Linked DNA regions of Mus musculus: region 1 is linked to region 2. Evidence: chromatin contacts called from ENCODE Hi-C or POLR2A ChIA-PET data. All regions are on one chromosome and are shown on one strand. The core of a region is the stretch at or near the end of the contact, and the rest is flanking DNA. Distances in the headings are between cores, read along the strand shown. Region 1 holds the start of Prr14l (proline rich 14-like). Region 2 holds the start of Yes1 (YES proto-oncogene 1, Src family tyrosine kinase).

Evidence for each region. A loop is a pair of places that touch in the nucleus more often than their neighbours do. ChIA-PET counts read pairs that join two places held with the same protein, here RNA polymerase II (POLR2A).
Region 1: a loop to region 2 is called in a map of heart, with 2.4 times the contacts of the local background. The contact joins the promoter of Prr14l here to the promoter of Yes1 in region 2. A Hi-C loop is called at or near these places in 2 of 37 maps with a recorded cell type or tissue (both heart). POLR2A ChIA-PET finds 5 or more read pairs at or near these places in 1 of 5 experiments (embryonic stem cell).

Annotation. Positions count from the first base shown.
Region 1 is chr5:32,852,478-32,858,793 of GRCm38, reverse strand. It overlaps Prr14l (proline rich 14-like), which reads left to right and starts at 4,564. Exons shown (of 11, transcript NM_194340.2): 1 at 4,564-4,701.
Region 2 is chr5:32,609,100-32,615,430 of GRCm38, reverse strand. It overlaps Yes1 (YES proto-oncogene 1, Src family tyrosine kinase), which reads right to left and starts at 4,260. Exons shown (of 12, transcript NM_001205132.1): 1 at 4,056-4,260. It overlaps Gm10461, which reads left to right. Exons shown (of 2, transcript XM_030254958.1): 2 at 3,379-6,331. The coding sequence ends at 4,207.

The DNA of each region.
Region 1 (6,316 bases), core at 3,315-5,814, 240 kb before region 2:
TGCCTTGGCTCCCTTCTCCCTCAACCTTCCAGGGAAATCTCTCAGGTTTACTCTGTAATCAAGTCAATTGCCTACAGCCTTTTTTTTTTTTTTTCCTCGAGACAGGGTTTCTCTGTCTAGCCCTGGCTGTCCTGGAACTCACTTTGTAGACCAGGCTATATGCCTATAGCCTTTTAACAACTATTTTTCAAAAGTCTCTTCAGGAATACAGGAAGATAATTGCATTATCCATCACAGCTGATCAAGTTTCTCCTCCTGCTAAATGACCAGAGGACCACTTTTTCCAAGGACCCATAACTGTTCTTGCTCCAACAACAAAGCTCCATTACAGCTGATCAAGTTAAAACTCTCCTCCTGAAAAAAAAAAAAAAGCCGCCGGGCATGGTGGCACACACCTTTAATCCCAGCAATGGGGAGGCAGAGGCAGGTGGATTTCTGAGTTTGAGGCCAGCCTGGTCTACAGAGTGAGTTCCAGAACAGCCAGGGCTACAGAGAAACCCTGTCTCGGGAAAAAAAAAAAAAAAAAAAAAAAAAAACCCCAGAAAACAAAAAACAAGAACAAAAACAAAAACAAAAAAAACAAAAAAACTCTCCTCCTGCTAAGTGACCAGAGGACCCATCTATCTCTTCAATGGACCCACAACTACCCCTCTGACAAAGACACTCCTCAGCAGGAAAACAGTCCTGCCTTCCTCTATTACCTAGAGTTTAGAATGACAGTTTCCCGCTGAAAGACTACACCTCCCAGCTTCCCTTGCGGCCAGTCAAGGGAATTCGGGAGGGAACGTGTAAAACGGGTGGTGGTAATTTTATCCCATAAAAAGATCTCAGCTTTCTTTCTAGGGTATGCTCTCATCTTCCTGCATTGAGTGGGACATTCTCTTATCATGGGATGAGGGATTCTCCTGCATAGCTTGGGACATATGGACCATTCATCCATGTGGTTGAGATTGTGTCCCCATCCCCCCAACTTTGCGGTGTGTCTGCCAATAAACACAGTCTTGCCTAAAGTCAGACTTACCTCTCTTTCTTCTTTTCTGCCTCCATTAAGCCACCCTGAGAAATCTCTCTCTCTCTCTCTCTCTCTCTCTCTCTCTCTTTCTCGGGGGGGGGGCAGAGGGGCGGTGGTGGTGATAATAAATTTACCACAACGGAATACGGAATACCTCCTACTTGGAAGTGTCCAGTGTGCAGGTCTCTACCAACCCAAACCCTAAGATATTCCTAGGTTTCTGTGATCCTTTGGTTGTTGTTGATATTCAATTCTGATAATTGAATCCTGGGGGCCAGTGCTCTTCCCCGGAAATGGGGATTGAAAACTAAACCAGTACAGGCTAATCAAACTCTACCACTGAAAACAACCCCAGCTTTCTATGTCCCTCCAATAATCAGTGACAATAGCTATGGTTTTAATGCTACTTTAAAATTGTAATGTAAACCGGGCGTGGTGGCGCACGCCTTTAATCCCAGCACTCGGAGGCAGAGGCAGGCGGATTTCTGAGTTTGAGGCCAGCCTGGTCTACAAAGTGAGCTCCAGGACAGCCAGAGCTATACAGAGAAACCCTGTCTCAACCCCCCCACCCCCAAAAAAAATTGTAATGTAAAATAAGCTACCCTGCAGGGATGACAGTGAAGTGGGTAGCCTGAGAACCTGAGACTTTCATCACAGGAAGCCATGTGATGTGATGCATCTGTAGTCCCACCCCTACTACTAATTGTGGACCTTACCAAAGCTTAAGGGCTACTAGCTAGCCTGGGGAACCCTGGGATCCCAACCTTATCCAGGCCATTGATTATGCTAAACCTAGAGTGTCCCAATGTTCCTATTTGTTGGGACATCTTTCTCTTTAAGAAGAGTTTGGTGAATTACAGTTCCACTCTGTAACCAGACTGGCATTGAATTCATGACAATCCTTCTACCTCTGCTTCCCTCCAAGTTCTGGGCTTATAGGAGCAAACCACCATGCCCAGTGCACTTGCCTCTTCTCCATTTCTTTCTTTCTCTGACAGCTAAGGCTGGGGATGGGACCCAGGCCTCACACATACTGGGCAAACTCTCTGTCCCAATCAAACTTCAGCCCTGTTTTTGAGCTGTGTCATCCTACCAACCTCCTGCTTCATTCTGTAAGTATTTTATAACTAGAGATAGGGTTTCAGGTCATAACACTGCTGTGTTGTCTTCTTTTTTTTTTTTTAAGATTTATTTATTTATTATATGTAAGTACACTGTAGCTGTCTTCAGATGCACCACAAGAGGTCATCAGATCTCATTACTGGTAGTTGTGAGCCACCATGTGGTTGCTGAGACTTGAACTCAGGACCTTCGGGAGAACAGTCAGTGCTCTTTTTTTTTTTCCGGGGGGGGGGGAGGGTTTCGAGACGGTTTCTCTGTGCATCCCTGGCTCTCCTGGAACTCACTTTGTAGACCAGGCTGATCTCCAACTCAGAAATCTGCCTGTCTCTGCCTCCCGAGTGCTGGGATTAACAGTGTACACCACTACACCTGGTTCAGTCAGTGCTCTTAACCGCTGACCCATCTCTCCAACCCTGCTGTGTGTCTTCTAATCATGAAGACCACTGAATCATTAATGCCTCTAGTTAATCACAGAACCTTTTTTTGTTTGTTTGTTTGGTTTTTTGGTTTTTTTCGAGGCAGGGTATCTCTGTATAGCCCTGGCTGTCCTGGAACTCACTTTGTAGATCAGGCTGCCTCCAACTCAGAAATCTGCCTGCCTCTGCCATCTGAGTGCTGGGATTAAAGGTGTGCGCCACCAAGTCTGGCATCACAGAACCTTTTTTAGTTTTTCCCCAGCTTTAACTAAACAAGCTATAGGTTTCCAGTATTTTCCAAAAAATATATAAAAATATATTTGTTTTGTTTTATTTTGAAAGCAAAAGCATTGTAAAACAGTAGAGGATTTGGGAATGGGCCAAGGGGTCTCCCATTGCATGATAAGCAAAAGTTCCCATGGTGGTATATATAATCCCATCACTGGAAGAGTTTGCGGCCAGTCTGAGTGAGAGATTGTTAAAAAAAAAAAAAAGTGTGGGGGGGGTATGTTTTAAAGAAAAAAGCCAGGTGGTAGGGCACATATTTCTTTTTTTTTTTTAAAGATTTATTTTATTATTATATGTTAGTACACTGTAGCTGTCTTCAGACACACCAGAAGAGGGAGTCAGATCCTGTCACGGATGGTTGTGAGCCACCATGTGGTTGCTGGGATTTGAACTCTGGACCTTTGGAAGAGCAGTCGGGTGCTCTTACCCACTGAGCCATCTCACCAGCCCTAGGGCACATATTTCTAATCCCAGCACTTGGGAGGCAGAGGCAGGCAGATCTCTTGAGTGTGAGACCAGCCTCATCTACAGAGCAAGTTTCAGTACAGCCAGGGCTACAAAGAGAAACTATCTTCAAAACTAAAAATAACCAAACAAAAAGTTGATAGATTTTAAGAGGCTACTTAAAAAAAAAAAAGAAAAAAAAAAGAAAAAAGATGGCGAGCCACATCTAAATAGTGAGTTCCAAGTCAGCCTGGACTACATAGGGAGAACCCTATTGCAATATTTCCTATCGAGAGAGAGAGAGAGAGAGAGAGAGAGAGAGAGAGGAGATAAAAGGATAAAAATAAAAATTTAGTAAGATGAATAATACTTTCATGTGACTTAAGAAAACGAATAAGCCAAGCATGGTCGCACATGCCTATTTTCCCTTTATCCAAAAGGTCAAGGCAGGAAGGTCAAGAGTTGAGGCTAGACTGGCACACATAGCAAGTTTCAGACTTGCCTGAGCTAAAAAGTAAGATCCTGACTCAAATCAAATCCTATGTAAACCAGGCTGTCTTCTGCCTTTTTGGGGTTAAAGGAGCGTGCAGCCAAGCCTTGGTTTCCTCTGCAGATCCTAATCAAAGAAAAGGTAATTTCAATTTTCTTTGTAGACCAGGCTGGCCTTGAACTCAAAAATCCGCCTGCCTTTGCCTCCCAAGTGCTGGGATTAAAGGAATGCCAGGTCCATTGTAATTTCTTCCAGACACTTCTTTAGGTGCTATGAATATAGAGTCCTAAAGAAAACAGACAAGGATGGAAAGAAACAGGCAACACAGATAAAATGAGGTACCTTCAATGCTAGAGAGGCAATGAAACAAAATCAAAGTGTAATCAAATACTTTCCTGGGTTATCTTTTGAATTTCAGTGTGATTAGAAGCAATAGGAGGATGGTGTGACCTAAACCTTTGATTATAGTTATTAGAAGGTCCCACAATCTGCCAGGATGGAAGCAGACAGGGCCCTAGAGTGGCATCTGTCCACCTCAGAGATATGGACCATAGCACTGGTAACAGTCTGAGACAGGAACTGGGTAGAACGATGTGTTTCTCTTTAAGAGTCAACGCGGTGGGGGCGGGGCTGAGCGTGTCTGGAGCTAGCGGAGGGTGGAGGTACCAGCCGGGAAGAGCCGCCCTCCGGATTGCGCGCGCGCCGTGCGGGGGCGGGATCGAGACCCGTCCGCATGGCTGGCTTTGGCCCCGGATGAGGAAGTGCGGTAGGTGGGGGGGGAGGGCACTGTGGAAGCGGTGGAAGCTGGAGCGCCCTCGGGCCTCGGCTCCCGAAGATCTGGTAGAGTTGGCGGCGGCGGGGACAGCAGGGACGGAGGCAGCCGACGCCAAAGTGGAGGGATGAGCACGAGCCGTGGAGGAGGCCACAGGGTAAGAGGCCTGGGCAGTCCCACGACCGCCTGGGGGTCCTCCGCCGGACGGTGCTGACTAAAGGGGGTCCGGGCCCCCAGCCTTTCAGGGAGCCGAAGGGCACCGAAGCAGTGCTGTTAGTGACAAACACCCACAGACATCCAGGAGATCAGGCTCTACGTCCCTGGGAGAAAACAGCTTCTCGGAGTCCTGGTTCCAGGGGAAGGAGGCTCCCATTCAACCTTCATCTGCAGGGGACCCCCAACTTCTCTCTCCTTGGAGAGGACGACGCCCCTTGTTGGTATACGCCTTTCCTCGGCTCTGGTCGATTTGTCAGCGAAGGGAGACCCGTTTATGGTGCCAAGGGGAATTCTTTATTCAAAAGAGCGACCCCCACTTTGGTCAGCGTCTTCCAAGTGAAGGAGGTTCTCAACTTTCCCAAAAGTGACAGAGGTATCCTATCTGCAAGAAACAGATCTCTCGATCCTTTATTTTTCACTTTCACCCCAAGATAGAGGGAGGCCCTGAATTTATGATATCGTAAGTCAGCTTTTCTCCCCTTCCCCCAGTCATGTCCACCAAGGGAGCTTTGGTTTTTGTGTTTTTATTAAGTCTCTTAGTATTGATTGAGCTGCTGCTCCTCTTTTGGAGTGTGATATTTGCAAGTTTGTATCTCCCACTTAACATCCTCATGACCTTGCCTCATCCCCTGTCAGTTGCAGCCCATCCTTAACCTGGGTACTTTTTTTTCTCTGAATTGTCATGAGGGCTCAAGGGAACTTTTGTGGAAAATGCTTGGTGCACAGTGAACGTTTGGTCAGTTGTTAGTATTGATATATTAAGAAAGAAAAGTCATGTCCTCAGAGAAACTGTTATTGGCATGAATGTATCCTCCATCACAAATTGCAACCCTCTTTCCACCAGAAAGGCTTTCCCTGCTCCTAAGATACAGTATTCTTCCTCTCACTTTGGATCTTGCTGTACTCTACTCCCTAAGTTAACAGAGAGCCTTGGTGAAAATCAGGGAAAGAAATAGTAAGTTTTGGAAACATGTTAGCACTTTACCTGTTTATTATTTTGATTTGAGGGATTTTTTTTTTATAGCTCGGGCTCAAACTAGGTAGGTAGTCAAGGCTAGCCTCTAGTCCCCCCAATAATCTTTTTTTTTTTTTTTTTTTTTGAGACAGGGTTTCTCTGTAGCCCTGGCTGTCCTGGAACTCACTTTGTAGACCAGGCTGGCCTGGAACTCAGAAATCCGCCTGCCTCTGCCCCAATCTTTTCTCACTTTATAGGACACTCCTAGTTCAGGCATGCACCACCATGTGCCACTTTATGTTTTGTTTTGAGACAAGCTCTCATGTAGGCTGTGCTGGCTTCAGATTTGCTATGTAGCCAAGCCTCTGATCTTCCTGCCTCCATCTCTTCATTAAGAGTCTTAAGAGGGAAGGAAACGTGGTGCCAGAAGCCAGACGTTCTTTGTCCACCAAATCTGTCTAGATCTCCTCTCTCTTCAGTTGCTTTTGTTGGCAAAAAAAAAAAAACAAAACAAAAAAAAAAAAACAAAAAAACAAACCTTCCCCTTATCTACACATCCTCTTCAGCCTCCAGCTCTCCAAAGTAAAAGACTGTCCTTTTC
Region 2 (6,331 bases), core at 3,011-5,510:
CCTCCTCTTACTGACTACCATGGATTACTAGTACCTGTACTTGTTGAGGCTTAGCTTCTCAAATACCAACAGTAAGAAAAAGGAATTTGGGGTTTCTATTTTCAAAGTTCAGACAACAGGGGGTAGCTAGTTCTAGAACTAACCCCTCTCAAGGGATCTTCTACTTTTTGTAGGAGAGTCCAAATTAATGTACATCAGCAATCCAGCCACCCCTCTAACTTGAAATATGTTACATGCTTCTTAAAACCCAACATCTGAAAGGCACTGCTAGGCAAGGAGATGAGGCACCGAGGCTTGTAATTCATGCCATCAGTACATCACACTCTACTTTGTAATCATAGCATTCTCCATTTTTCTTGGAGTATGTTTCCCAGTCTTAAGGTTATAAACCTCCACTCAGATACAGACACGCTGCCATCAAGTCGGCTGGTTCCAAGACAACAGTAGTGCTGCAGCAGCCAAGGATCCCTTGGCACAGACTTGCTCAAATGATACTGGCAGCAGCACTGGCTCTTCCCTTTCTATCTCGGCTGTTACTATAGCTCCTTTGCTAAATCTGTCTCTGAGTTTAGACAGGAGCTGGATGGCTCATAATCACCCAGCAGCTGCAGCTGAGCAATACTCAGCTAATTGTGGCACTGGAGCAGCTGAGAGAAGAAAAAAGAAAATATATACCCGATTGTAGTCATACATAAGTGGCTGTACACAGTGCTGGTAAGACACCAACACACTTTAATAGGAACAGATTATTTCCTCTGAAGAGAAGCAGTTAGGGCTTTTGCTAGAGGACTTGTATCTTTAGTATAAGTAAGTTTAAATGTGAACCAAAGGTGACCTAGCCATGTAGCTCTCTGAACAATGGAAGATCTTACTAAAATTTCCTGTAAATATGCACACAAGGACAGAATCACAAACATTGCCTTTACAATGAGGCAAAGTTCCTGTGACATGAACTTGGCACAGATGCAATCTCTTCTTCAGCGCTCCATTACATCAACATAAAGTAACAAAACCAACAGCTAAAACAGCAAGCAACTACACAGAATAACTAAAGCGGCCTCAGGCAACCACTCTGTCTCTGAAACACCATTGTCATTGCTTCCTTCTGTAACAAAAGTATATTATTGCTTCAGACTCTACAAACCTCATAAAGTGTAATTAAAGGGAAAATCACTACACAATGAAAAATCTTATGTTAAAACTGACACTGAATTGTTCTTATTTGAAGCATTATTGCTTTAAGGAAAAAAAAATGAATGAAAGTCAACTCTTGCTATGTCAGTTTTGTCATGGTACCTGATTTTCTGAAAGGTAGGTACCTGATAAAAGAACACCTATCCATTCAATAAACATTTTGATTACTTTCTATTTACTATTTATATTTAAAATTAATAACACATAACACCTCTCAGAACATTAAAATAACATAAAAATCAAGAACATTTGGAAGTGTGTGGTATTTTCTTTTTTTTTAACTTTTTTTTATTAGATTTTTTTGTGTGAGTGTGTGTGTGTGTGTGTGTGTGTGTGTGGTATTTTCACACACAAACTAGTATATGATATTTATGATGCAAGAAGTCTAAACCTGTTAGCAAAGAAGAGCCCAGGGAGTGCCCTTAAGCTAGACACCAATGACTAAAATTTTTAATCAACAGGGAAAAGATTAAAGGATGTGACAGGAAACCAGATTATCTTGAAAATTATTAACTTAACCTAAGCACCTTCTATACTGCATTACATTCAGGCTTCTTAAAAATATTTTTATGTAAAATATAAAACCCAGGTAACAAACACACAAATGTATGAGCTCATAAATTAAATTAAAACTAACACCTCCAAGACCCCAAGGATAGAAGCATCACTTCCTTGTAGTTTTTTTTTTAATAGTTTTATCACTTAAATTTGCATCCCTAGACATCAGAACCTAGCAATGCTCTTCAAAAAAAAAAAAAAAAAAAAAAATCTGCTCAGGTTTCTTTCCTAAACAATGGTAATAAGTAATAAGACTAATAAATGATGCTCACACCAACCTGAACCACTAAATTGGAAGCTCAATATATTTTTTTTAAAAATTACCAAGGCTGGAGAGTTGGCTCAGCAGTTAAGAGCATTGACTGCTCTTCCGGAGATCCTGAGTTCAATTCCCAGCAACCACATGGTGGCTCACAACCATCTGTAATGGGATCTGATGCCCTCTTCTGGTGTCTGAAGACAGCGACAGTGTACTTATATAAATAAAATATATTTTTTTAAATTACCCACAGTAGTATGCTATTACTGTTAGAACTATGCAAATTTGAACTGTAAGTAAACAAGGATTTAAACAAGTATACAAGTAGTAATATTTCACTACTCTTTTAGCATATTCTTTTATTTATATATGCAATGAAATAAAATTTTATTTGCAAAGACAATGGGTTTTTTTGAGAATTTCTTCAACTAAAAACAATTTTTGACTATATATTAATATTATCCTTTGGCCATGAGATAAATTTCACACCTATCCCAAGAAGACAGGTCAAGGCTGTAATTTCACTTTCAGTTGAACAGAAAGGAGTCAATTTTGTGGTTTGTGAAGTCAGCAAAAACTAGCTACAAAATTAAAGGTATAACATTACCGTAGTTTTATGGCAAAGCACACATTTTAAAAGCTTTTATTTTATCCTGGAAATATGGAATATAAACAGTCTTGTATCTAAGTTTCAATCAAAGGCAATCTTCTCCCTCCCCTAAATTTAGGACCTACTGAAATGTCAACCAGCATCTACATTTTCACTGAGGTTTTGCTGGTATTCAAAAATAAGATATAGCTAAATGCATTTAGCAAGCGGAAAAAATTCCTGAAGAACAACTTTCCTACAGTTGTATTCTCTCTCATATATGTTGCATATAAGAACTTTGGCTTTTAATTTAACACTCCCTATCTGCCCACTCAAAATGTTTCTAGTCCACACCATTGTGCTGGTTAATAGAGGTAGCACACATTTGGCCTTAAATTGAGTCACACATGCACACTTAATAACATTTTCATTAGTGAGTAATTTAAATTTAGAAATTTAACAGGATGTTTAAACTCACTTTCAATTGCCAATTTTGGTCAGTAATTTTACACGAAATACATGAATATACCATACCGAAATATCCTGTGAAATCACATGTAAAAAACACAGCTGTGGAACACACAAGAGAGGTACAAAGTTATGTTTCAACTGCATACTTTTCGTTTATTTACTTTGATAACTGTCATTTCCACTGCTGTTCCAATCACTTATGCAAAGAATAACTACATCAAAACTACGCTATGCCCCATTCACAATCCCTATACCAGAAACGATATTCCCACTTTTTAAAAACAACTCTTTCTCAAGCCCAATAAAGCAAAAGCTGGAAGCAATTATCAAGAAGCAAAACACAAACAAAATTTTCGTTGACACAGGAGGACAGAGAACCGAACTCACGGGGAGGCGGAGTGGCAAGGCACTTAAAAGTGGCCGCTGATTGTAACACGTCCCAACACCCTCAAACCCAAACAAAGGAAAACTTTATAAACAGGTCGTGGTTTGCAATCAAACCAAGTACAACCCGCCGCTCACCCGCTCGCTCCACGAGTTCCACTCCTCGCTCCAGACAGTTGCTGCGGGCGTCCGGCGACACAGACCTCCAGCCGCTAGGACGAGAAGGGGCCGCTGCCCTACCCTCTGGTCCTCATTCGGGAGTGACCCCACGTCCTTTGGGGTGGAGGGTGCAGCGGCGGCACCACATAGGCTGGACCACTATCCGGACTCCCGCAGAATCGGGAAGTACTGGACAGGGCGGAGACCGAGGCACTGGGCAAGCAGGTAGTGAGCCCAGGAGACGAGACACTCACGCCCGCCAGCCAGACCGCGGGAGGGGAGAAGTTTCTCCTCAACTTCCAGACTCCGGGACCAGTAGGCGGACAGCGGCAGGGGCGGCGGCGCCTCGAGAAGCCCGGGAGCAGGAGGGTGGATGCCGAGGCCTAGAGCTGCCCGGTCCGGGTCAGCTGCCTACGTCGCGAGGCCACGCCGCGAGCTTACCTGAGTCCGGCCGCACTCGCACGGGTCGCCGCGGGGAGAAGGCGGCCGGCCGAGGTGGACGCCCGCGGGTCCCTCTCCCTTCTCCACCTCCAGGTCGCGGGGCGCCAGGAGGCAGCGACGGCGGCGCAGCCGGCCCGGGACGCTTTACTTGAGGAGGAGGGAACTCCCGGACGCCCGCACCCCGCGGCCTCCCTCTCTCCTCCTCTCGCCGCCGGCCCCGCCCCTCCGCTCCGGATCGCGCGCGGGGCGGGGGTTGCGGCTACCTGCGCGCGCCCGCTCACCGGAACTCGCGCTCTGCTGTCTGCTGGGAGCGCCTTCCGGCGCGGGAGCTCTGCGCGGGGTCCGCGGGCCGCTGGGAGGCCCGGCCGTGTCGTGCCTGCCGGCCCAACATGGCGCCAGGGGTCAGGCGTGCTCCCGAGGGGGCGTGAGGAGAAAGCAGCAGCGGCATGTGGTTCCCTGCCTTGCCCGCACGCCGACTACCGCAACGGGCGAAGCGGGGCTCCGCCTGGCTCACCGAAACACTGAGGGGTGTGGGGCTTTGTTTTCGGAGGGTGATCGGGGTTGGGGTTCTTTGGAGAAAGGTTGACTGTTCATTTCTCAGCTTTGTGCCTCCGCACCCTTTGTCACTGATAGTAAAATCACAGTCGAACCGCGTGAGCCATCAGGGCAGTGCTGACACCTTGGTTCTCGTCTGGCCGCAGAAGCTTCCTGTTGACTGTAGGTCGAACCAGCCTTGCCGCGCGAGTAGAACCGAACCTGAGTTGTGTTGGCAATTCTCCCAGGAATGGTGGCTCTCACTTAGAGTGGGACAGCATTGTATTTGATCCTCGTAATAGGGAACCCGGACAGGCACTGTGACTCTTCTTGACAGCTATGAAAGCTGACGTTTGGGCCCCTTGAAGTGAAGAAGTCAAGATGAAAGGTTTTTTGTTTGTTTTCCCTCCGAAGGCCTTGCATCGTTTTTTCTGCTTGCCTTGTAGAAAAAGGAAGGGTTTAGGAGGAACTGAGGTACAAGATTGAGAGGGTCAAAAGACAATCTAGAAGTACTCCTGCTAAAGGCACGTCTGCCTTATCACACTCTTAATTTCCCTTTTGTATTTCCTCTTTGGTGGGGTTATTCGAAGTATTAATGTGGGACTGTTGGTTTCCTTTGTGGTTTTCAGAGAAATTCAGCATCATCTTTGACATATCAACTCCGTCAGTAGTCTGGTACTTTAGCAACTTAAATGCACACAGCTTTAAAAAGTTTCTTCAGAGAAAGGAATGGGAATCCACATGAACAACTATGTGTGATGTAGCGCGGTGCTTTATTTTGCCATTGACTGGTGCATTAAGGGGTTTTTTTGTTTTGTTTTGTTTTTTTTTTTTTTTTGTTTTTTTGTTTTTTTGTTTTTCTCTGTATAGCTCTGGCTGTCCTGGAACCCACTTTGTAGACCAGGCTGGCCTCGAACTCAGAAATCCCCCTGCCTCTGCCTACCAAGTGCTAGGATTAAAGGCGTGCGCCACCACCGCCCAGCAAGTTTTTTCTTGAAACTAGAACGTTAGTTACTTGAGCTGTTGCCTTTCTAAACCTACAGATAAAATAGAAATATATTTGTGACCCTAAACTCTCCCAATTTAAAAGACAACAAACAAAAACCCTCTCAATGTTAGTCTAACCTGTTTTGAATTTGTTTTATATTTTATTTTGTTTTACTTTGCTTGCTTTTTTGAGACAGAGTCTTGTGTAGCCCAGGATAGCTTTGAACTTGCTGTGTAGCTGAGGATGATTTTTGAGCCCCTCCTTCTCCTGTCTCTACCTCCCAGTTTCTGGGGTTACAAGTAGGTACCATCACACACAATTTCTGTACTTTAAGGTAGGGAGAGAGTATCAAAAATACACCTACAACTTAAAGGTTACATTTAATGGCTATTTTAGAAATATTCTTAAAGATGGTGACAGGATCTGGGAAATTTTGCTGGGAAATTTTGTTGTTATAGAAACTAGTCATAGCTAAAACCCTGTTTCTGAAATGGTCAGGTGAGTGTCGGCTCATGCATCCCTCTTCACAATGTTACAGTGTGTTAAGACCTATCTTGAAACTTCTGGGAAAATCAGCCCTAGGAAGGAAGGGGAAGGCCAGTGGAAAATTTGAACTATATTAGGTATTTCTAAAACTAAGGTGTTCTTACTTATCAAAGTTGGCTGGAAGTTTGAATTATTAGAAGTTGAACTGATGATGACCAATGGAACCTATGATTCTGCCTGGAAATGTTCTTGCTTAGAATAAAGTGCT